Regions from separate parts of the Homo sapiens genome. Here region 1 is linked to region 2. Evidence: read pairs that join two places in POLR2A ChIA-PET (ENCODE). Cell type or tissue: MCF 10A. All regions are shown on one strand. Each heading gives the region's core, and the rest is flanking DNA. Links, peaks and the distances in the headings are about the cores only.

Evidence for each region. ChIA-PET counts read pairs that join two places held together with the same protein. Peaks named below come from ENCODE experiments on the same cell type or tissue, not always from the same donor. Only the 100,000 strongest peaks of a DNase experiment are listed, where the experiment ranks them.
Region 1: POLR2A ChIA-PET joins it to region 2 with 5 read pairs; 9 of 35 experiments call an interaction of 5 or more read pairs at or near these places.

What each region holds. Positions count from the first base shown.
Region 1 is chr1:205,290,391-205,301,488 of GRCh38, reverse strand. No RefSeq gene overlaps it. Among named protein-coding and RNA genes, the nearest start is that of NUAK2, 26 kb to the left of the region's middle. RefSeq lists enhancers at 1-24, 1-108, 25-876, 5,991-6,844, 6,373-7,572 and 1 more. In MCF 10A, for the core only: no CTCF peak of the experiment used is centred there; DNase peaks (open chromatin) are centred at 4,468 and 6,898.
Region 2 is chr1:205,350,440-205,361,537 of GRCh38, reverse strand. KLHDC8A (kelch domain containing 8A) reads left to right here and starts at 4,616. Exons shown (of 6, transcript NM_018203.3): 1 at 4,616-5,005. It also overlaps the pseudogene SNRPGP10. RefSeq lists an enhancer at 10,119-11,026. In MCF 10A, for the core only: CTCF peaks have their summits at 6,871, 7,073 (motif pointing left) and 8,986; DNase peaks (open chromatin) are centred at 6,277, 7,067 and 8,957.

The DNA of each region.
Region 1 (11,098 bases), core at 4,128-9,127, 60 kb after region 2:
AAGTGCCGGCCAGCAGCCGGCTGGCTCTGGCTTCAGGCAGCCTCCCTCCCCCACCCCGACCCACTCTGGTAGTCACAGGAGGCCTCCAAACGTCCCCAGCTCTGGCTCTGGCCCCACAACACACCTGTCCTGCCGGCTGTCGGTGCCTGCCCAGTGGAGCGCGTTGGACCTCCCCTCCCACACCTGGAGAGCTGAGCTGGCAAAGTCACTAGTCTGCAAAGGAGATGGGGAGGGCAAGGCAACTATGAGGTCAAGATGGGAGAGCAAACAAGACATTGCTTAGGCGACACTGGAGTACTTAGGTCTTAAGTCTCTGAGGTCCTACTCAGTGCTGGAACTCTGGGCTAGACTCTGGGTAAACATGGAAAAAATCCAGGGGGTGGGTTTATCTCCAGAAGCTTAGAGTTCAGCTGTGGGGGTAGCAGTGCTCCTTTATTCATTCCTCTCATGAATCAAGCCCTTTTGTGTGCTAAGCTTAGTAGAAGACAGAGGTAATTGCTGTATCCCTGGTGCAAAAAAAAAAAAAAAAAAAACAGAGATCTTAGCCTCAAGGAGGTTACAGGCTGTGGGTAAGGTAGCATGCAATTCAGTGAGAAATTGTTATTGGTTCAGATCATGTTGAAAGGGAGTTTGGGGACGGCGCGGTGGCTCATGCCTGTAATCCCAGAACTTTGGGAGGCAGAGGTGGGCGGATCACAAGGTCAGGAGATCGAGACCATCACGGCTAACACGGTGAAACCCCGTCTTTACTAAAAATATAAAAAATTAGCCGGGCGCGGGGGCGGGCGCCTGTAGTCCCAGCTACTCAGGAGGCTGAGGCAGGAGAATGGCGTGAACCCAGGAGGCGGAGCTTGCAGTGAGCAGAGATCGCACCACTGCACTCCAGCCTGGTCTCAAAAAAAAAAAAAAAGAAGAAAAAGGGAGTTTGGATGATGGAAAGAATTGCATCTTCGGAGATAATAATAGGGGCTACCATTCACTAAGTGCTTATGGGTCAAGCCCTTTAGGTGTGTTACCTCATGTAATGCTCACGATAGTCTTGTTAGTTCAGTACTATTTCTATCATTCTCATTTTATAAAAGAAATGGAGACTCAAAAACATTAAGTAGGCCAGGCGCAGTGGCTCACATCTGTAATCCCAGCACTTTGGGAGGTCGAGGCAGAAGCATCACTTGTCAGGAGCTCGAGACCAGCCTGGCCAACATGGTGAAATCCTGACTTTACTAAAAATACAAAAAATTAGCCGGTCATGGTGGCGCACTCCTCTAGGCCCAGCTACTCGGGAGGCTGAGGCAGGAAAATCCCTTGAACCTGGGAGGCGATAGTTGCAGTGAGCTGAGATTGTGCCACTGCACTCCAGCCTGGGCAACAGAACAAGACTCTGTCTCAAAAAAAAGGAACTTGATAGCAAATGGAGAAATCAGACCTCAAACCCAGGTTTGGCATCCCACAGACTCACTTGAATGGCATGGTGTTTGGAGAATTGGATAAAAGAATGTAAGTGAAGGAACTATAAATTTATATGCCAGGTTTATTTATAAATATTTATTATATGAGCATCCATTATATGCCAGGTTCTTTTGCAGGCACAAGGAATATGCCAATTTCCCAAGTGCCCTTTCCTAGTCTCCACAAGCCCCAAGAGAAAGCTAAGAAAGAAGAGAGTGAGGCCAGGCGTGGTGGCTCATGCCTGTAATCCCAGCACTTTGGGAGGCCAAGGTGGATGGATCACCTGAGGTCAGGAGTTCGAGACCAGCCTGGCCAACATGGTGAAACCTCGTCTCTACTAAAAATACAAAAAAAATTAGCCAGGCATGGTGGAGCATGTTTGTAGTCCCAGCTGCTTGGGAGCCTGAGGCAGGAGAATTGCTTGAACCCGGGAGGCAGAGGTTGCAGTGAGCCTAGACTGCGCCACTGCACTCCAGCCTGGGTGACAGCAAGACTCAGTCTCAAAAAAAAAAAAAAAAAAAAAAAGAGAGAGAGAGAGAGAGTGAGTGGGAGAAGCAGAAGAGTGTTTTTTTGTTTGTTTGTTTTTTTGAGACAGAGTCTCGCTCTGTCACCCAGGCTGGAGTGCAGTGGTGTGATCTCGGCTCACTGCAAGCTCCGCCTCCCGGGCTCACGCAATTCTCCTGCCTCAGCCTCCCAAGTAGCTGGGACTACAGGCGCCCACCACCACGCCCGGCTAATTTTTTGTATTTTTAGTAGAGACGGGGTTTCACCATGTTAGCCAGGATGATCTCGATATCCTGACCTCATGATCCGCCTGCCTCTGCCTCCCAAAGTGCTGGGATTACAGGCATGAGCCACTGCGCCCGGCGAGAAGCTGAAGGGTGAGGGACAGGACTAGAATTGGAGGGGATGGAGGAGAGGAGGACACAGTGGAGGGAAAGCCTGTACCTAAGGGACGCGCAGGGTGTGGAATGGGGAGGGAGGGAGAGGACACAGCCCTTTCCATCAGTGCTATCTCAGCAGGGGCTGGGGGAGGTGGACTTTCAGGAAAGGAGAGTCCTAACATCTGTGTCCTAACATAACCATTCGGTCCTAACATCTGTGTCCTCCTGCATCTGCTTATGTAACCTCTTCTAAGCCAGGTGGAGGGAAGGGTGGGCAAGGTGAGGGGGTGGATGTGGGGGAAGCCTTCTGGGGAAAGAAAATCTGAGCTGGAAGAGAATGTCTATTTTCTTGGTTCCAAAGAGACCTAGATGAGGGACTGTGGATCCCACCCTGCACAGCCCTTCCCCTCACCTGCCTGGATGCTTCATATCAAAAACATTCCAGAAACCAGGCTCACAGCGATGACGTGGGCCCCCAAGGGAGAAGGCTGAAGCTGCAGGAATATTTAGTGCCACATCAGTGCTTCCGGAATGTGAAGAACCCAGATGATGACGAGGGTTGGGGGAGGTGGGGAAGCAGCTTTGAGAGACAGCAAAGGGCCTTCTGCAACCAGGACCATGAAATCCTGGTAGGAATCCTCTCCCCATCCTCAGCCCTTTCCCGGGGCAAGTCCAGGCAGTCCTCTGTGTAGAGGGAGGGAAACTGCAGCAGCATGTTAGTACCCACCATCAAGATGACCCCTTCACCTCTCCCCCTGCTCCATCCCATCAGCTGCCTTGGGCCCTCCTTGGGCAGATAAAGTGAGAGGGGAGACAGTGATCCAGAGCACTGTTGGGAAGCAACAGTCCTCTGCAAAGCACAGTGCCCACACTCCAGTAGAGCTTCTAGAGGCGGACTTCAGCTCTGCGAGTCAGAATCTGAAGCCCGCTGACTGATAGCCCACACATGTCTTGAGGACAAGGATGGACCCAGGACAAAGGAAGAGTCCTGGGTCTTAGCTGAAGAGTCTGGGCACTTTTAAAGTAGGGGAAGGGGAGTGGGTGGGAATCACATAATAGATGACACGGTTGATCTTCTGGAAAAGAGAATAGATGTACAGGCCATGGCTCAGAGAGCAGGACCAGGACAAGGACCAGGACCAGGACCAGTGAGTGGGGGCTACTGAGACACTAGATTCAGCTTGATAAGGCAACCACCTACATAGGACATTCATGCAGGCCGGGCGCAGTGACTCATGCCTGTAATCTCAGCACTTTGGGAGGCTGAGGCAGGTGGGTCACTTGAGGTCAGGTGTTCGAGACCAGCCTGGCCAACATGATGAAACCCAGTCTCTACTAAAATTACAAAAATTAGCCAGGTGTGGTGGCGTGTGCCTGTAATCCCAGCTATGCAGGAGGCTGAGGCAAGAGAGTCACTTGAAACCAGGATGTGGAGATTGCAGTGAGCCAAGATCACACCACTGCACTCCAGCCATGGGGACAGAGCAAGACTCTGTTTCAAAAAAAAAAAAAAAAAAGTATGATGTTCATTCAGTCATTCAGTCATTCATTCAGTATTTACTGAGTGCCAACAGTGTATACTGTTCCAGGCTCTGGAGATACATCTGTGAACAAAACTGAGATTTTTGTCTTATGGGGCATCCATTCTAGTGGAGAAAGACAAGTATAGTAAATAAGTAAATGATATAGTATATTAAAAGGCCATGGCCAGGCACAGTGGCTCAAGCCTATAGTCCCAGCATTCTGGGAGGTCAAGGCAGGCAGGTCACTTGAGTCCAGGAGTTCCAGACCAGCCTGGGCAACATGGCCAAACCCTGTCTCTACAAAAAAATGCAAAAGTTAGACGGGTGTGGTGGTTCACATCTGTAGTCTCAGCTACTCGGGAGGATGAGGTGGGAGGATTGCTTGAGCCTGGGAGGTCAAGGCTGCAGTAAGCCAAGATTGTACCACTGTACTCCAGCCTGGGCAAGAGAGTGAGAACCTATCTCTAAAAAGAAAGAAAGAAGAAAAATTAGTCAGGAATGGTAGCACACACCTGTAGTACCAGCTACTTGGGAGGTGGAGGTGGGAAGATTGCTTGAGCCCGGGAGGCAGAGGTTGCAGTGAGCAGAGATTGCACCACTGTATTCCAGTCTGGGCAACAAAGTGAGACGCTGTCTCATAAGTAAATAAATAAATAGACCTGGCATGGTGGCTCATGCCTGTAATCCCAGCACTTTGGGAGGCAGAGAAAGGCAGGATCACCTGAGGTCAGGAGTTCGAGACCAGCCTGGCCAACATGGTGACACCCTGTCTCTACTAAAAATACAAATATTAGCTGGGCATGGTGGCAGGCGCCCGTAATCCCAGCTACTCAGGAGGCCGAGGCAGGAGAGTAGCTTGAACCCGGGAGGCAGAGGTTGCAGTGAGCCAAGATAGTGCCACTGCACTCCAGCCTGAGCGATAGAGCAAGACTCCATATCAAAAAATAAATAAATAGTCATGATAAGAATTAGGAAAATACTAATAATAAGGATGGGGTATGGGGATGGAGAGGAGACAGGATTGAAATTTTAAATAAGGGTGATCAGAGAAGGCCTTCCTGAGAAGGTGGCATTTGAATAAAAACCTGGTGGCAGGGGTTGGGGGTGGAGCTAGCTATGTGGCTATCTGGGGGAACAGTGTTCAGGGTGGAGGGAACAACCATTGCAAAGGCCTCAAGGCAAGAGCAGGTTGCAAGTTCTAGAACAGCCATTGATGCTGGAGCAGAGTGCATGAGAGAGTAGCAGAAGACGTGTCAGGAGAGGTAACAAGGGTGGGGAAGGTAGATTACACAGGGCCTTGTGAACCATTACATGGGCTGTGGCTTTTATTCAGAATGAAATTGCCAACCACCAGGAAGTTCTGAGCAAAGGAATGACATTTTTTTTTTTTGAGATAGAATTAAAAAAAATTCTTCTGCTTGTTGAGACTAGCCATGGGAGGGTCGACATTGTCCAATTCTGGAAAGAGGTAATGGGGCTTGGACTGGAGTCAGTAGTAAAGAAATGACAAGTTGTCAGATTTCTGACATATTCTGAAGCTAGAGCCAACAGGCTTTCCTGATGGATTAGATGTAGGGTATGAAAGAAAGAGAGAAACCAAGAATCACTCCATGGTCTCTGGCCTGAGAAACTTGGAGGGTAGAGTGTCCATTAGCTGGGTCGGGGAAGACTTGCAGATGGAGGAGGTGTGAGGTGAAGTCAGAGGCACTTAGGCCTCCAGGCAAAGATAAGTGGTATGAGGAGCCTGGAGTTTGAGAGATTTGGGTTGGAGATAGAGATGTGGGGGTTGTTGCTAGAAGGAATTTCTGCTTCAGGTGAAAAATCCCGCCAGATGATACCTGAAGAAGTCCCTTCTGGCTGTAAAGATCCTAGGATTGTATTGACTAGGAAAGCAGTTCTTTCCAAAGCTTCTCTGATATGATTATGTGGGGAGGTGGGCAGTGCTGCAATGAGGAGGCATATTTGGCCTGGTGGGGACTGGCTTTCTCCATCCGATAAAAAGTCTTTTTTTTTTTTGACACAGGATCTCACTCTGTGGCCCAGGCTGGAGTACAATGGTGCAATCTCAGCTTACTGCAGCCTCGACCTCCTGAGCACAAGCGATCCTCCACCTCAGCGCCCCCCTGCTCCTCCAGTAGCTGGGACTACAGGTGCATGCCACCACACCCAGCTAATTTTTTTGTATTTTTAGTAGAGACGGGTTTTGCCATGTTGGCCAGGCTGGTCTCGAACTCCTCACCTCAAGAGATCCACCTGCCTCAGCCTCCTAAAGTGCTGGGATCACAGGCTTGAGCCACTGGGCCTGGCCAAAGTCTTTCACAGATTTTTATAAGAATGTTAGAAACGTCACCCTTGGACCAGGGCTCTGCCTCTGACATTGGCACCTGCAGAGGGGTTGTGAGTCGCTTTATACAGCAGAGGCCCCAGGTTGGGAGAAGGATTCCCAGTCAATCCTCTTTCTGTGTTTCAGAACTTCCTACTTCAGATCCCTGAAGGAGCCTGGAAGCGGATCACAGCCCAGGGAGGGCACGGGAATCTCTGCATTTTCACAAGCACGGCAAGTGGCTCTGATCACACTAAAGTTCCAGAATTTACTCAAGGTGAGGGCCTGAACCTACCTTAACCTGGAAGATTTTTACTCTGCCAGGCATGCAGCTTCCCTCTGGGATGAAAATCTTTCTCTCTTTCTCATTCTGCCTCTTTTTGGCTCTGAAATCCTCTCCTCACCATCTCTTTGCAAAGGAATTCCCCATCCTTTTCAGTTGTCTTTTCCTTTCTCTTTCCAGCCTCCAACCCCCTCCCTGAGCTAATCCCACCATCTCAGTTTCACCCTTTCCCCTCTCTAGGGGCAGTTGGGTCAAGCTGGGGGATGAGTCATCCTAGGTGGGGGAGGGGATTTCAGGTCCATAAATGGGCAAAAACTCAGATTTCAGGTTTCCATGTCTAGGAAAAGGCCAGTCTGTCCCCTCTATCTCTCCACCCTCAAAGGAATTCCCCAGGGAAGAGGAGGCTGGCTTTGACCGGATGGAATCCTAGAAATAGCAGAGCTTTTTAGGAGATACGTTTCAGTCTGACTCAGCTTCCCTGATAAACAGACAGTGCCGGCCAGGAATTTCCCAGCCCAAGAGGCCAAAACCCCCACTTCCCAGTGGAAGTGTTCAGCTCTGCCTTTGGTGTTCTGGGCCCAGCCAGCACCCCTGCCTCCATCCTCCTCACCATTCTCTTCCTGTGATCAGAATTCGAGCTCTGAGCTGCATTAACCTGAGCTCTGGCCTGTGAGGGCACCCAGCCATTGCAGCAGAACTCACCACATGTCCCGCCTGGAAGCTAGGGTCAAGGTGCAATGACCTTTCAAAGTTCCCCCAGCTAGATTCTGAATCACCTCTTTATGAGCCCTGGCAGCAATCACCCATCGCCTTTGTTGTGTCCATCAGGAGGGTCCTTGGTAAGTGGCAACTTCATACTCACAGCAGGCTAGTTACTGGCAGGGATCCCTTCTCTGCTAAGGGACCCCTGGCTTGCCCTGTCTCCCAGTCCAATGTGCAGTCCTCTGTGAATCCAAGAGCCATTGGTGAGGCCAGGTGGGGCCTGGGGAGAGCCTGGCCTGCCAACAGGGCCTCACATGGTGGCCGGGCTCACCTGAAGACCTGTTTGCCAAAGTGAGCAGCCTCACTTTGCTGCTCAGAAACCTTGCTTATCAACAGGCTAGGAGGCTCAGGAGCAGACTCACTGAGCTCTAGGAGAGGAATGGATTCAGCCAACATGCCAATTCATTCATTTCTAATGAATAACAAAACCCCTGTCAAACCAACCAGATACTTGGGTTTGCTGATGAGCACATTCACTGCCTGTGGCAGTTTCACACAAGGGTATTCGGAAGTTCAGTGGGAAGTCTCCTTGAAGAGCATGGAAGCTGGGCTAGGAGAGCTGGTTGAATTGGTCTTCATGGTGGTGCCAACCTCTTTGTCAAGATACATCTGGTAACGCCGTTCAGGACACCCTGCCCCAGCGCAGCTTTTGGGAGCGCCTCCCCACGCACGTACACATCGGACATCACAAAGACAGCCTTGCTGGGCTAGCACATTCTTCCCACAGAGTGCATTGCAATGACTTAGAGAGTCACTTTCACAGTCAGCTCACACCCATCACATTACTGCAAGGATTAAATGAGACAACACATGAACATGCTTTTTAAGCAATACATCACTGGAGAAAACCTAAGGAGTGAGAACAGGTACTCAATAAATGTTTAATAAAGGGCCTCCACCCGCTTTCCTGGCCCCAGCCCCTTATAAAGGGGAACTTGATAGTTAAATCAAGTGAAAACCCATTCCCTAATAAACACATCAACATTTATTAAGACCTTACTATTGTTCTAGGTGCCATGGAAAATACAGAAGCAATTGAGGCACGTCCCCTCCTTCAAGGAATTTACTTATAATAAAGTTGGGGCCATAAACTAACACCTACAGGATGGATGTTAACAGCACAGAGGTGGCTGGGCACTGTGGCTCACGCCTATAATCCTAGCACTTTGGGAGGCCAAGGCGGGCGGATCACCTGAGGTCGAGAGTTCGAGACCAGCCTGACCAACACGGAGAAACCCCGTCTCTACTAAAAATACAAAATTAGCCAGGCACATGCCTGTAATCCCAGCTACTCGAGAGGCTGAGGCAGGAGAATTGCTTGAACCCGGGAGGCAGAGGTTGAGGTAAGCCGAGATCGCACCATTGCCCTCCACCCTAGGCAACATGAGCAAAAACTCCATCTCAAAAAGAAAAAAAAAAAAAACAGCACAGAGGTGAGTGTGCCAAGGGTGTGTGTAGTAAGACGCCCCAGTTCCACTGGAGCTGGTTGTCATGGGACTGCTTGTGTTGACGTGGCTACACTGAAAACTGGCTGTTTTCGGTCCCCACTCTTGCGTCACTGGATTGGTCAGTCAAGGAATAAGCCCCCCAGCTGTGGGGCTCTGCACGCCTGGGCCCAGGGGCAGAGTTAGTAGAGCAGATATTTGAGAGCCCAAGTCATTCCTCATAAGCAATGTTAGCCTTGCTGTCCCAGCCCTTGCTGGAAATGCCCACGAGGGTCAGAATGGGCAGACAGACTGGGCGTGGTGGCTCACACCTGTAATCCCAGCACTTAGGGAGGCAGAGGCGGAAGGTAGCTTGAGCCCAGGAGTTCAAAACCTGCCTGGTCAATATCTCAAGACCCCATTCTCCACAAAAAGGGGGAAAAAAAAGAATAGGCAGACAGATGCCAGGTAGGGGTGAGGAGTGGAGTTGGTCAACTCCCTCCCTCGCCAGTCATGGTTGGGGGTGGGGTGGGCAGCACACGGCTGGCTCCTTGACCCTGGCCTCCCACCAGGCTCACCCATTCTGTCTTTCCGCCTAGCAGGGTTGACTTTCTTTAGATGCCTCTTTAAGGCTCCAGGAACACAGAACTGCAGTTCTGTCCTTCACAGCTAAGTCAGCTTGGTCCACCTCACAACTGAGTCCCATACCCAGGCCTTTTGGGGCAGTCTCTCTAGCCCCAAGATTCCCCACATCTGCACCACTCATCTCAGAAAAAAGAACAGCTTGGAATTACATTAAATTATGTGTGTGGTGTCACATCATCCCCCATCCCAAATTAACTTGCGGGGCAAAGGAGTAGATACCGATCACCACTGAAGTCTCTGGCATTGTGCTAGAGCACTGGTTCTCCAAGTGTGGTCCAGGAACCCCTGGGGGAACCCCTGGGGGCTCCCCAAATCTTTTCAGAAGGTACACACAGTCAGAAGTGGGGTTTGTTGTTGGTGGTGGTGGTGTTATGAGACAGGGTCTCGCTCTGTCACCCAGGCTGGAGTGCCGTGGTGTGATCATGGCTCACTGCAGCCTTGACTTCCTGGGCTCAGGTGAGACCACAGGCACGTGCCACCACCCCTGGCTAATTTTTTGTACTTTTTGTAGAGACAGGGCCTTACTATGTTGCCCTCGAGGCTGGTCTCGAACTCCTGGACTCAAGTGATCCACCCAACCTGGCCTCCCAAAGTGCTGGATTATAGGCCTAGAACTGTTTTACTAATAATAAGGAAACATCATTTGCCTTTTTCACTCTCATTCTCTCATGAGTGTACAGTGGAGTTTTCCAGAGATTCACGGTGTGTGATATTACAACATACCAAATGCAGCAGTTGGAGGTATAAGAATCTACCTCTGCACAATTGTGTGAATATATTTATTTATTTTTTTGAGGCAGAGTTTCACTCTGTCGCCCAGGCTGGAGTGCAGTGGCGCAATCATGGTTCACTGCAGCCTTGACCTTCTGGTCTCAATTGATGAATATATTTAACACTATTGAACTATATGCTTAAAAATGGTTAAGATGGGCTGGGCACGGTGGCTCACGCCTGTAATCCCAGCACTTTGGGAGGCTGAGGCGGGTGGATCACGAGATCAGCAGATTGAGACCATCCTGGCTAACACGGTGAAACGCTGTCTCTACTAAAAATACAAAAAATTAGCCGCTCGTGGTGGTGGGCACCTATAGTCCCAGCTACTCGAGAGGTTGAGGCAGGAGAATCGCTTGAACCCAGGAGGCAGAGCTTGCAGTGAGCTGAGATCGCACCACTGCACTCCAGCCTGGGCGACAGAGTGAGACTCAGTCTCAAAAAAAAAAAAAAATGGTTAAGATGGTAATTTTATGTTATGTTTTTTAACATAATTTAAAATTGAAAAATCAAAAAATATTTGTAAAATAATGTAGAACAATGCCACTCTCCTCAATAATTTTTTTTGTTTTGAAAAATTATTTTTTGTACATATGTACATAATGAGATATTACTGTTATCTTAATTCCTGCTTTTTTTTCTTTTTTTGAGACTTACTCTGTCACCCAGGCTGGAGTGCAGTGTCGTGATCTCGGCTCACTGCAACCTCCGCCTCCCAGGTTCAAGTGATTCTCCTGCCTCAGCCTCCTGAGTAGCTGGGATTACAGGCATGTGCCACCATGCCCGGCTAATTTTTGTATTCTTCTTTTTTTTTTTTGAGATGGAGTTTTGCTCTTGTTGCCCAGCCTGGAGTGCCATGGTGAGATCTTGGCTCACCGCAACCTCCACCTCCCGGCTTCAAGCGATTCTCCTGCCTCAGCCTCCCAAGTAGCTGGGATTACAGGCGCCTGCCACCATGCCTGGGTAATTTTTGTATTTTTAGTAGAGACGGGGGTTTCTCCATGTTGGCCAGGCTGGTCTGGAACTCCCGACCT
Region 2 (11,098 bases), core at 3,998-8,997:
GATCCCAACTCTACCAAAAACAAAGAGAAATTTCTAGGAATAATAGACGGGGTAAAAAATAGACAGTGGGTAAAAGATACTCACTTAAATCTTAATTTTAAACAACAAATCGTTTTTTGGGATATCCTAAATATTCAGATTTAACTGGGCATCCTCTGTTGTATCTGGTAGCCCTACAGTTAGTCTCAACCACATTCCAGTCTGCAACATCGATGCACTGTATCTTCTTGGAATGCCCCCGACTCATTTTGACCCAAATCTGACACCTCTTCAAAGGCCCTGCTCAAAGACCCTCTCTCCCACAAGGTCTTCTCTGGCATCCTCTGATAGTTATGATTACTTCTTCCTCTCCACTCCCAAAGCGCAAAGAGCAGACCCATTGTGTGTCCCGTAACACATGCTTCCTTCCACTCTGCAGAGGCTAGCCTTGTGTCTTAACCCTGCCTGAGCCTGGAAGCTTCCTGAGCACCAGACCAATGTGCTCTGCCAGCTCATGCTGCGTACTCAGGAGGTGCCATTAGCTGGTTGTTAAATGAATATGTAAGACTCGATTGTCCTAAATCAGAACTACTTTCTATTTTTATTTTCACAGTGGACTTTTCTCCCTAAAGTTCTAGGATCAGTGGGACATGGGCATCACAGGCAAATTACGTGGCTTCTAAGAGACTGAATCTGAAATCTTCTAATTTAGGAGAAAGGAAGGAAATGTGAATCTTTTTCTTCTCTGAACAAGGAAATAAGAATTTGTTAAAAAAAAAAAGATTGAGCATTGACAATTACTGATTACAAAATAAAATAATATTATAGTTTTAAATAAAAACATCTCCATGTGAACAAACTTCGCTTTGTATTTTAGTATCTGTTTGAGTAGGTTTGTACTGCAAAGCGGAAAAATGAAATCTCCCAGGCACCATTTGCCAAGGGATTTGCTCCCCTTCTTTGTCTGTTCAGATTAATCCGAGAGTGGCTGAGAGCTGCCCATTTTATCTCTGGGTTGAGGCAAAAGGGAGCAGTGTTTTCCAAAATAGCCCATGAGATGGCTGGACTCCCTCAGACAGGATTTGGGGGAGGACAAAGGAACCATGTGGGCATTTTATGTAGAGTATCTGGACCGGGTGCCCTGTCATTTGGAAGGCATCTGTTCCTGCCATTTGCACATCTTCCGGTAATCCTCCATTGATCGCCACCCCGCGTTCCTTCCTGCCCACTTGTGCCGGCCCTCCCCGCAGTGCCCTCTGACGTGAGGCCCTTCTTTCACTGCTCTAATTCAATGGCTTCTAATTGGATGCTCTGCCTGGCTAATGGCTTCTACCCAACTGCAGGGCTGACATTTACTTATTTGATTTCCACCCCTCCCTCTGCTCTCTGGCCTCCTTTGTGAGCAGAGCTTAAATTAGGCAGGATTTTAGATCCAGCACCTTTTTATATTTTGGTGTGGGCCTCTTGTTTTTTGAGCTGGGAGGGGTGGCTGAGTAGAGAAGAGCCTTGGAAATATACGCTGAGCTGATCAATCCTGAACCCTGCAGATAAACCCAGCTTTGTGACTTATCTGTGTCCCAGAATCCCAGCTGCCTCTGGGCTGCTTTCTTTGTTTGCATTTTAACCTGGACCCTAGCCTGCTAATTTCGGCTGGAACAAACTTTATTCTGTCACTGAATATCAGACCAATGCCAAAAGAGTCGTTGTTTGTTTTCATCACTGGAAAGGTTCTGGGCTAAATGTTAGACCTCTTCATCTCCAGGGTTTGACATTGAGAATTGTAATGTAGGGCTACAATCATCTTAGTGATTATCTTAGTTATCACAATCTGAACTCATCCTCCTTTCTTCCCTGTCCCTAGATATAAACATTTCTGGAGGGATGAGAGCCATGATCCTGAAAGGATTTCATCTTTGAAGCCTCTTCATCACCATCTTTGCATTTGCCTCTTTTTCTTTCTTTCTTTCTTTCTTTTTTTTTTTTTTTTTTTTGAGACAGAGTCTCACTCTGTTGCCCAGGCTGGAGTGCAGTGGCGCGATCTGGGCTCACTGCAAGCTCTGCCTCCCGGGTTCACGCCATTCTCCTGCCTCAGCCTCCCAAGCAGCTGGGACTACAGGCGCCCGCCACCAAGCCCAGCTAATTTTTTTTTTGTATCTTTAGTAGAGACGGAGTTTCACTGTGTTAGCCAGGATGGTCTCGATCTCCTGACCTCGTGATCTGCCCGCCTCGGCCTCCCAAAGTGCTGGGATTACAGGCTTGAGCCACCGCGCCTGGCCACATTTGCCTCTTTTTCAGTCTTGTAATCCCAAACAAAATAGAAGAGCCATCGCCCATCCATATTTGCTTAGAATGGATATTTACAAATTGAGTTTAAATTGTTCTCGGATGTGAAATATCTTATTTATTTATTTATAGACTTCACCCCATAGAACAAACAGAGACAAACAGCAAGCTTCCCTTTGGTTTGGGACCACTTGGCAGCATGACTCCAATCTCCACTATCACCCAAGCAGTTATGGTTCAGGCAAGCTGTCAGCTTGAGGTCTGTAGTCTATCTCCAGGGATTACTTTTACTTGATTCTTAATTACATACTATTCTCCATCCTCCCAGTCCCTTCACACACACACACACATACACACACAATTCCTCTTTAATTAGGTTGTAGCAGTCTCCTCCAGGTATATCTAACTCAGTTCATCATGGGCTGTTCTGATGGACAGCAGTCTGCCCTGGCCAACACTTCATTAGGTGTGACACCTTGCAGCCAATGGTCCCCAGGCCACCTTGTTCAGGAACCAAAGTGCAGCCCAGCAGGGCATCTGGGAGACAAAGGGATAGTTGTGGTGGAGAAGTAATAGTGATGAAAAGGCTTCCAGAACAGGAGTAGGAAGCACCCTGCAGTGCAGTTCACTTTCTTATACTAGGATATGAAATTAGGAGAGGGTTAAGAAAGGCAACTCATTTACCCAGGTATTGCCTTTGCAGGTGACAGATTGATATTCAAGACTCAGGAAATAGCCAGAATAACTGAGTCTCAACAGATAGCCCATTACCTACAAAATCAATATGGCCTCTTTCTTATGCAATGCTCCTTTTCACTTTTTTTTTTTTTTTTTTTGAGACAGGGTCTTACTCTGTCACCCAGACTGGAATGCAGTGGCATGATCTCAGTTCACTGCAGCCTCGACTTCCTCAGGCTCAAATGATCCTCCCACCTCAGCCTCCCAACTACCTGGGACCACAGGTAAACACCACCATACCCGGCTAAGTTTTGTATTTCCTGTAGAGGTGGGGTTTTGCCATGTTGCCCAGACTAGTCTCAAATGATCCTCCTACCTTGGCCTCCCAAAGTGCTGGGATTATGGGCATGAGCTACTGCACCCAGCAATTCTCTATTTTACTTCTTTCTTCTAACATTCACTTTCTCTTTCCTCTCTTCCTGAAAAGATGGCTAGGGAGGAAGAAGGGAATAAATATTTCCTATGTTCTAGACACTCATGGCTGCTTTACCTGGTGATATAAACCTATATTTTAAAAAGTTGAGGTATAAATTACACACAATAAAACCCACAGTTTGATGGTTTTTGACAAATGTATACACCCTTATAACCACCACTCCATCAGTTATAACGACATGATTCATCCTCACACTTAATCCATGAGAGATTGGTGTCACTGGCTCCATTTTATAGCTGAGGAAAGGGAGGATCAGAAAGATTAACAACAATAGCCATAACAATGGCAAATACTATGAGCCAGGTACTGTTCTAAGCACGTTACACATATTACCTCATTTAATCCTCTCTACAACCCCATTGGTCCCATTTTACAGACGAAGAAACTTGCCAAAGGTCACACAGCTAAAGAGTTAGAGCAGGATTTCTGGTGCTCAGATTACCTTATTTCCCTTACAGTACCTCCAGAGAATTTTTTTTAAGTTCCCTCATTAGATTTTCTTTTATCCCAGAGAGAAAAATCTCCCCAAACAAAACTAAAGGCCATCGGAAGGAAAGCCATATCGATGCTAGCCCCCACTCCATCCCCGGCTTTCTTTAAACTACGGGCAGTCAGATTTAACATCATGGATAGAAAGGTTGGTCTTGAAGAAAAGCCTTGTTTTGCTACCCATTAAACAGTGGGCTTTTCATCTAAGAAAGTCCTTCAAGCCTTCTGCCCAAGTAAAGTGATCAAATTCCCCTGAGGTTCAGCTTGACCTGGTAAAACACGTTGCTTTGTGGAACGAGTTTCGCTTTGCCAGCGGTGCTGAGCATTTCCTTGGGAATCTCGCACCCACGCTGGACCACACTGATGCCTCCTCTGTGCATAGAAAGGCAAAGGTATGGGGTGGCTGTTTGGGACCTTCATATAAAAAGGTCAACCCACTTCTCTGCCTTTTACCCACAGCCCCACCCCTGAGGAGGGAAAAATCTGCAATTGTTGGATTAGGGCTGAGGTGCACATTTGCCCTTTGCATAACTGGCAGCGTTGCAAAGGACAGCCCCTTTCTCTCTTCCCTCCATTCTCTCCCATCTGGCAGAGGAGTCCGGCTCCCTAAATCTTCTTTTTGTTGGTTAGTTTCCATGGCAGTTATTGTCTGTGTGTGTGAGCGTGTCCGCCCCCTCACCCGCTCTCCTCGCAGAGCGGGCCTTTGCAGCTGAGACTGGGTGGAGGGAGAGGCGCGGAGACACTGGGGCTCTGACGAGCTGGCTGAGGCCCTCTCAGTAGGGGGGTCACGCCTCCTGGAACTCAGGGACCCCAAGTTTCTGTGCATTCAGGGCGGGGCTGGCCCCATGCCCTGTGCATAGGGGCCTGGCTGCATCCCAGTCGATCAGCCAGAGGCAGCAGCAGTGGACTCATCAATTGTGGAGGAAGCCCTGGGGACCCTGGGGACCTTGCCGACTCTATTCCCAGCCAGCTCCTAGGACAAGCCTCAGAGCCAACACCCGCTCGACCCTCTCCCGGCCCCTCCCCTTCTTTGTCTTTTGCAGATGATCGCCGGGTGTCGATCCTTTTCCCTCCAGTCAGGTAAGTTTTATTTCAATCCATCTATGCAGAGTGATGCCTTGGCATTCTGAGGGCCTGCTGGTGGGGAGACAGGCAGTGGTGTCTGTGAGAGGAGGGCTGCCCAGGTAGACAGGCTGGCATGGGGGTCAGGAGGGACAAGGGTCTCCAAGGGCCTTTTCTCCTCAGCTGGGCCTCTCTAGCTTTGAAGTTAAAGGTTCCTTCCCATCTGGTTTTAACCCAGCTAATTAACTCCAAAGATTGCTGTCCAGGGCACAGACTGACCAACATACAGCCAACCTCCAGAACTTCTGGCTTCTGATCCGAATTCAGCTCAACTTTATGGAATATCAAACAGAAAACCAAATATTGCATATTCTCACTTACAAACGTGGGAGGTAAACCCTGGATGCAGATGGACATCAAGATGGGAACAATAGACACTGGGAACTCAAAAAGGAGGGAGGGGGGGAGGGGGACAAGGGCTGAGAAACTTCCTATTAGGTTACTGTGTTCACTATACAGGTGACGGGATCAATAGAAACCCAAACCACAGCAACACGAAATACACCCTTGTGACAAACCTGCGCACATGCCCCTGGGTCTAAAATTAAGATTTTTAAAACTTATGGACTACCTACTATGTACATACACATTGCTGTGCTTGGCTCCGAAGGGAAAGTGCTTTGACAGCAATGGCACATAACATGGTTCCTGCCTTCCGATGCTTACCATCTGGTAAGAAAGAATATCTACATAGACAGGTATGGGGATTCCGGGGCCAGGCAAGCTAGATGTCACATCCCTGTTCTGGCTGTGTGACCTTGGGCAAGTCATTTAACCTCTCTAAGTCTAAGTTTTCACCTTTGTACAATGACAATAATAATAGTACCTACTTTATAGGCTAAATTATACACACACACAACTCACACACACACCAAACTCTGATCAGTTCATGACGCATATTGAGCACCATATACTTGTTAAAGATGATTATTATTGTTATTATTGACTTTTTATGAGGTTCAAATTATACAAAATATGTAAAGAATGTAGTGTGGTGTTTAGAATAATGAGTGGTGGTTATTATCATGCTAACATAGTTATAGATGAAGTTCTATAGAAACGGGAAAAATGACTCTTGCCTGCAGGGATCATGCAAGGCGTGGAGGAGGCGGCATTCAGGCCAAGCCCTGAAGGATGAATAGAATGTCAACAAGCAGGAAGGAGCATGTGAAGCAGAAAGCACAAAGCCAAGTATGGAGGCAGGAAATGAAAGGCCTATTGGGCATCAGGCAATAGAGTGGTTTGGCTGGAGCCCAGGCATTAAGCCTGGCTGAGAGGCTGGACTGGACTTTGGGCTCCCAGCATCTTGAGGACAAGGGCCAAGATTAGGGTGTGACACTGTGAACACTGGAATAACCAGCCTAGCACCAGGATGAGGGGGAGTGATACACTTTATAGAGAGCCAGGCTCAGAGCCTGAGACCAGCGTTTGGGTCCTGGCTGAGCTTCAGATTGAACTGGGTGCTCTGAGGCTAATTGCTTCACCTCTCTGAGTTTGTTTTGTCACCTATGAAATCAGCAGGTAAAATACCAAGTGCAATTCTTCAGGAGAAAGGAGAATTTGTGCGTCATCTTCATGACCCTGGGAAATATCCAAAGGAATCAATCATTTAACAAAGAGACTTACGTAAATTATCAAGTGCAATGCCTGACTCATTATAGTAGTTGAATGAATGATCTCTCCCATCATGATTAATTGCCTTATTCATCCATTCATTCATTCATTCCCTCATTCATTCAGTAAATATTCCTTGGGTCCCCATTGAATGCCAGGCATTAGTTTTGGTGATGGGAAAGAGTGATGAATGCACCTGCCTTGAGACACTTATAAGCAACTGAGGAAACTGGCAACCCGAGGACTTCTGGGTGCTCCCACCCTACCCCCAGCAGCTTCCATCCCACTGGCCATCTTCCAATTTCTCTCAAGGATTACTGCTTACAGATATTTATTTTTAGCAGATTTTAGGCTCCCAAGACATCTCCCATATAGGTCTTGAGAACATCTCCTGTCTGCCCTCTGCTGGTGAGGGATTGTAAGCGCTTTGCAATAAACAGCTCAATATTCATTACACATCAATACCAAGCATTGCTGCTGTCCATCACCCCTGAGATGAACTGAAGTGCCTTAATATTTAAAGAGGAATGAATTTGTAATTAGTACCTAAAGTTACATCAGAGTCATTCAAGAGGTTTTCTATTTAAATGCAAATTTAATCTTTCCAAAGAAAGCTAAAAGGTGATGAAAATAGATAGCAAAGGTTGAGGAAAGAGGCAAGAAAAGGGAGATGGCGCTGATGTGGAGCTGTCACTATTGTTGGCTTGTCTGTGGCCCATGCTCAGGACCAGGCTCTGAGGTGGAGCGAGCTGAGGTGGGGCCTGGATCCCTAAAGCCTAAGTCCCAATTGCCCTGCCTGTTCATGGGGGTAGCCCAAACCAGCAGCCATTTGAGTGGGTCCTCGCTGGGCTGCTGGTGGTCATCTTAGAATCATGGTGGCCTGAAGAGGATATGGGCTGTGGGGTTAGGCAGATCTGAGTTTGAATCCAGCATCCTGTTCTGCCTAACTCTAATAGCTTTGGTGAGTTTCCTAATCTCTCCCATTCCTTCCTTATGTAAATAGACCTCTTAGTGCTTGTTTCTCTCAAGGTTGTTGTAGAGATTATGTGATAAACAGAGTAAATGTCCCTGGTATACAACAAGGGCCCTCAAAATGTTTGTTTCCTTTTATTGCCACTAGATATTGCCGTGTCAACTTAACATTGCCACGGTGGTGTGAAGCACGTTGTCAAGAATAAGGTGGCAAGCTGGGAGTGGTGCGTGTCTATAGTCCCAGCTACTCAGGAGACTGAGGCGGGAGGATTGATTGGGCCCGGGAGGCTGCAGTGAGCCACGATGGTGCCACTGCACTCCAGCCTGGGTGACAGAGTGAGACCTTGTATCACACAAACAAGAAAACAAAAAATAAAAAGAATAAGGTGGCATTCCCCTTGTTCCCTTAAAACAGCCTAAGGTGCAGGGGAGGGCACAAGCATTTTCTGTAAAGGGCCAGATAGTAAACATTTTATGCTTTGCGGGCCATGCGCTCTCTGTTGCAACTACTCCATTCTGCTGTTGTAGTGGGAAAGCCGCCATAGACAACACGTAAATGAGTGAGTGTGGCTGTGTTCCAATATAACTTTATTTATAGATGCTGAAATGTGAATTTCATATCACTTTCATGTATCCCAAAATATTTTTCTTTTGATTTTTTTTCCCCAATCATTTAAAAATGTAAAAATTGTTCTTAGATTTCAGGCCATACAGAAACAGGCAGCAGGCCAGGGTTGGCCCTCAGGCATAGCTTGCTGACCCCTGCACTGAGGTACAACCTGTGATTTAGGGAGGATTTTTATCAAGGAATCTCTCAGAACATAATTCCCAAGACTGGGACCAAAGCAGGGAGATGGCATCCAAGGAAGAAAATAGTCCTTTCTGGGCCAGGACTAGAGAGGAACAAAGGACACACTGGATCCCTAGTGGTGGTTCCTCGTGGGGGGCAGCTGTTAGGTCTGGGTGTGAATAAAATTGTCCCTCTGTTTCTTGCCTAGTGATGTGCAGGGATGGACTGGCAGCTCCTGGGTGCTAAGCAGGCAGCCACATTCTCCTGGCGACAGGCTACAGGAGGATGCTCAAGGGCCAAGGCCCTGCCACTCCCTCCTTCACTGGGAGAGAAATGCAGGCTTCCTGGGGCTCCTTAGAGATCCTCAGGTACACACCCACCTGCCCCAGGAGTGCCGAGTGATGAGGACAGGCAGATCCTTTGATTCACCCAAAGCTTGGCCTGGTTCTCACCTTTCCAGACTCTCATGGCTTCTTAGACACACATATACACAACACACTCGCAGCCAGCTCATCACGCGTCCCCGCCCTCTCCCGTCTCCAGCACAGAGAGCACAGGTCAGCACGCCAGATGGCAACCTTGCTGCTGCAGCAGATTGCCGTCTCCCTAGGGAGCGGGGGTGAAAGCAAAGCACTGGATGATGCCTGGGCTCCAGTCCCCACCCCCTCCTCTCCAGTGTGCCTCTGTCTGGTCCTTTCTCTGGGAACAAGGGGTGTGTGTATGTGTGTGTGTGTGTGTAATGTAAAGTGCCAGAGGAGAAGGGGAGAGGTGAGGAGAGAGCAAAAGCCACTCCCTACCTCTGTACAGGTCCTGCCCCAGTGACCTGGCACCTCCTTCCATCTGGAGAGTGAGCGGGACCTCCCTCTCTGGCACCCAGGGAGGCTGGTGGGCTCTTAGAAGTGAGTAGAGGCATGGGATGGACAACAAGGCTGCCTCAAGGCCTGCTGGGAGAAGCAAAGAGGCCTGGGACCTTTCAGGGTGACTGCTGTCACTTCCCGGCTCTCTGGAGGGCCCGGGCTGAGTGTCATGCCAGCCTAAACAGCCTAAACTGTGAACCTCATCATCCTCTTCCCAGCCCCATAAAGGGCCCACAGCCTTGGATCCCCCTGGATGTCAGAGTCAGACAAAATTTGGAGTTAGGAGGGAGGCAAGGAAGGAGAGGCAGGCCATGAGAAAACCTCCTTTTTTTTTTTTTGAGACGGAGTTTCGCCCTTGTTGCCCAGGCTGGAGTGCAATGGCACCATCTCAGCTCACCGCAACCTCCACCTCCCAGGTTCAAGTGATTCTCCTGCCTCAGCCTCCCAAGTAGCTGGGATTACAGGCATGCGCCACCATCCCTGGCTAATTTTTGTATTTTTAGTAGAGACGGGGTTTCTCCATGTTGATCAGGCTGGTCTCAAACTCCCGACCTCAGGTGATCCGCCCGCCTCAGCCTCCCAAAGTGATAGGATTACAGGCATGAGCCACTACGCCCAGCCAAGAAAGCCTCCTCTTTTTTTTTTTTTTTTTTTTGACTATTACAGAAGTTTATTTAACAAAAAGTCTAATATGAAAATGTACATGACCTAATTTTTACATCATAGTAAAACAGGACCTATGGAGAGAGAGCATGGGTTTCTCTGCTGACCAGCCATTATTTATACTCATTCCAAGGCTTCTAACATGATGATACTATTTCCTCATATTACCACCATTCCAATATTGTTCTGTTGTCCACTAGTCGCCATTTCCACACATTCATCTATCACAAGGTTCATAAAGGGATCAAATCCCCGCAATATTCCTTGGACATGTCTGCCACCATTTAATTTCAATGATAACTTCTTGTCCATAAATTTTTTCAGCTCGGGAGGGTGAGCTTTGCTCATGGTGTATACTCCGCGGGCTCACAGATCGAAAGCCTGCTCTTAAAGTGAGCAGTGATGATCAAATAAAAGCCCAATATATGCTATGTACCAGGTGAGGAATCTCTATGTGGAAACAAGAGGAATCTTCGGGGAGTGGACCCTTCTCTCCTGGGTGGGGATGAGACAACAAATGAGCTTTTGTCTTCCAAATAAGGCAGTTTTCCTAGGAAGAGGGACTCCGGTGAGGGTGAGCAGGCCAGCCTTTTGTTTAGCCTTCTGTTTCTAGCAGGCCCTCTACCTCTAGGCCTGCAGAGCCCCATGGGGCTGGACTGTGGGTCTGTGGCCCTGCTCATTTAGAGCCTGCCAGAAGGAGAGCCAGCTCCCAGTGCCTCAGCACACACACACACATGCACACACACATGCGTGCGCGCACACACATGCATGCACACACACACATGCACACACAGGCACGCACGCCATCATGATAGGCAGGCTGGCCCATCTGCCAATCAATCTTCCTTGCTGATTTCCCAGCTGGAAGCAGCAGGGCTGGTGTGTAAATCATTCAGAGCCGTCTCTCAGCTCTGCCAGGACGTGGAGCTCTTTTTAATTAAGAAGAATGGAGGATGCTGCTGACTTTGGAAGGGGCAATATTAACTTACTAATGGGCATTTAAAGAGCCGTGTCTGAGTGGTCTGCTGCAGCCTTCCCCAGCCTATAGCCTTTTCTCCTCTGCAGAGCTGCCCTCATAAAGGCTCTGCTGTCCTCTACTTGAGAAGGGGTGAAGATTAGGCCCCCTAAGGGCCCCAGCCTGGTGACCTGGGACAA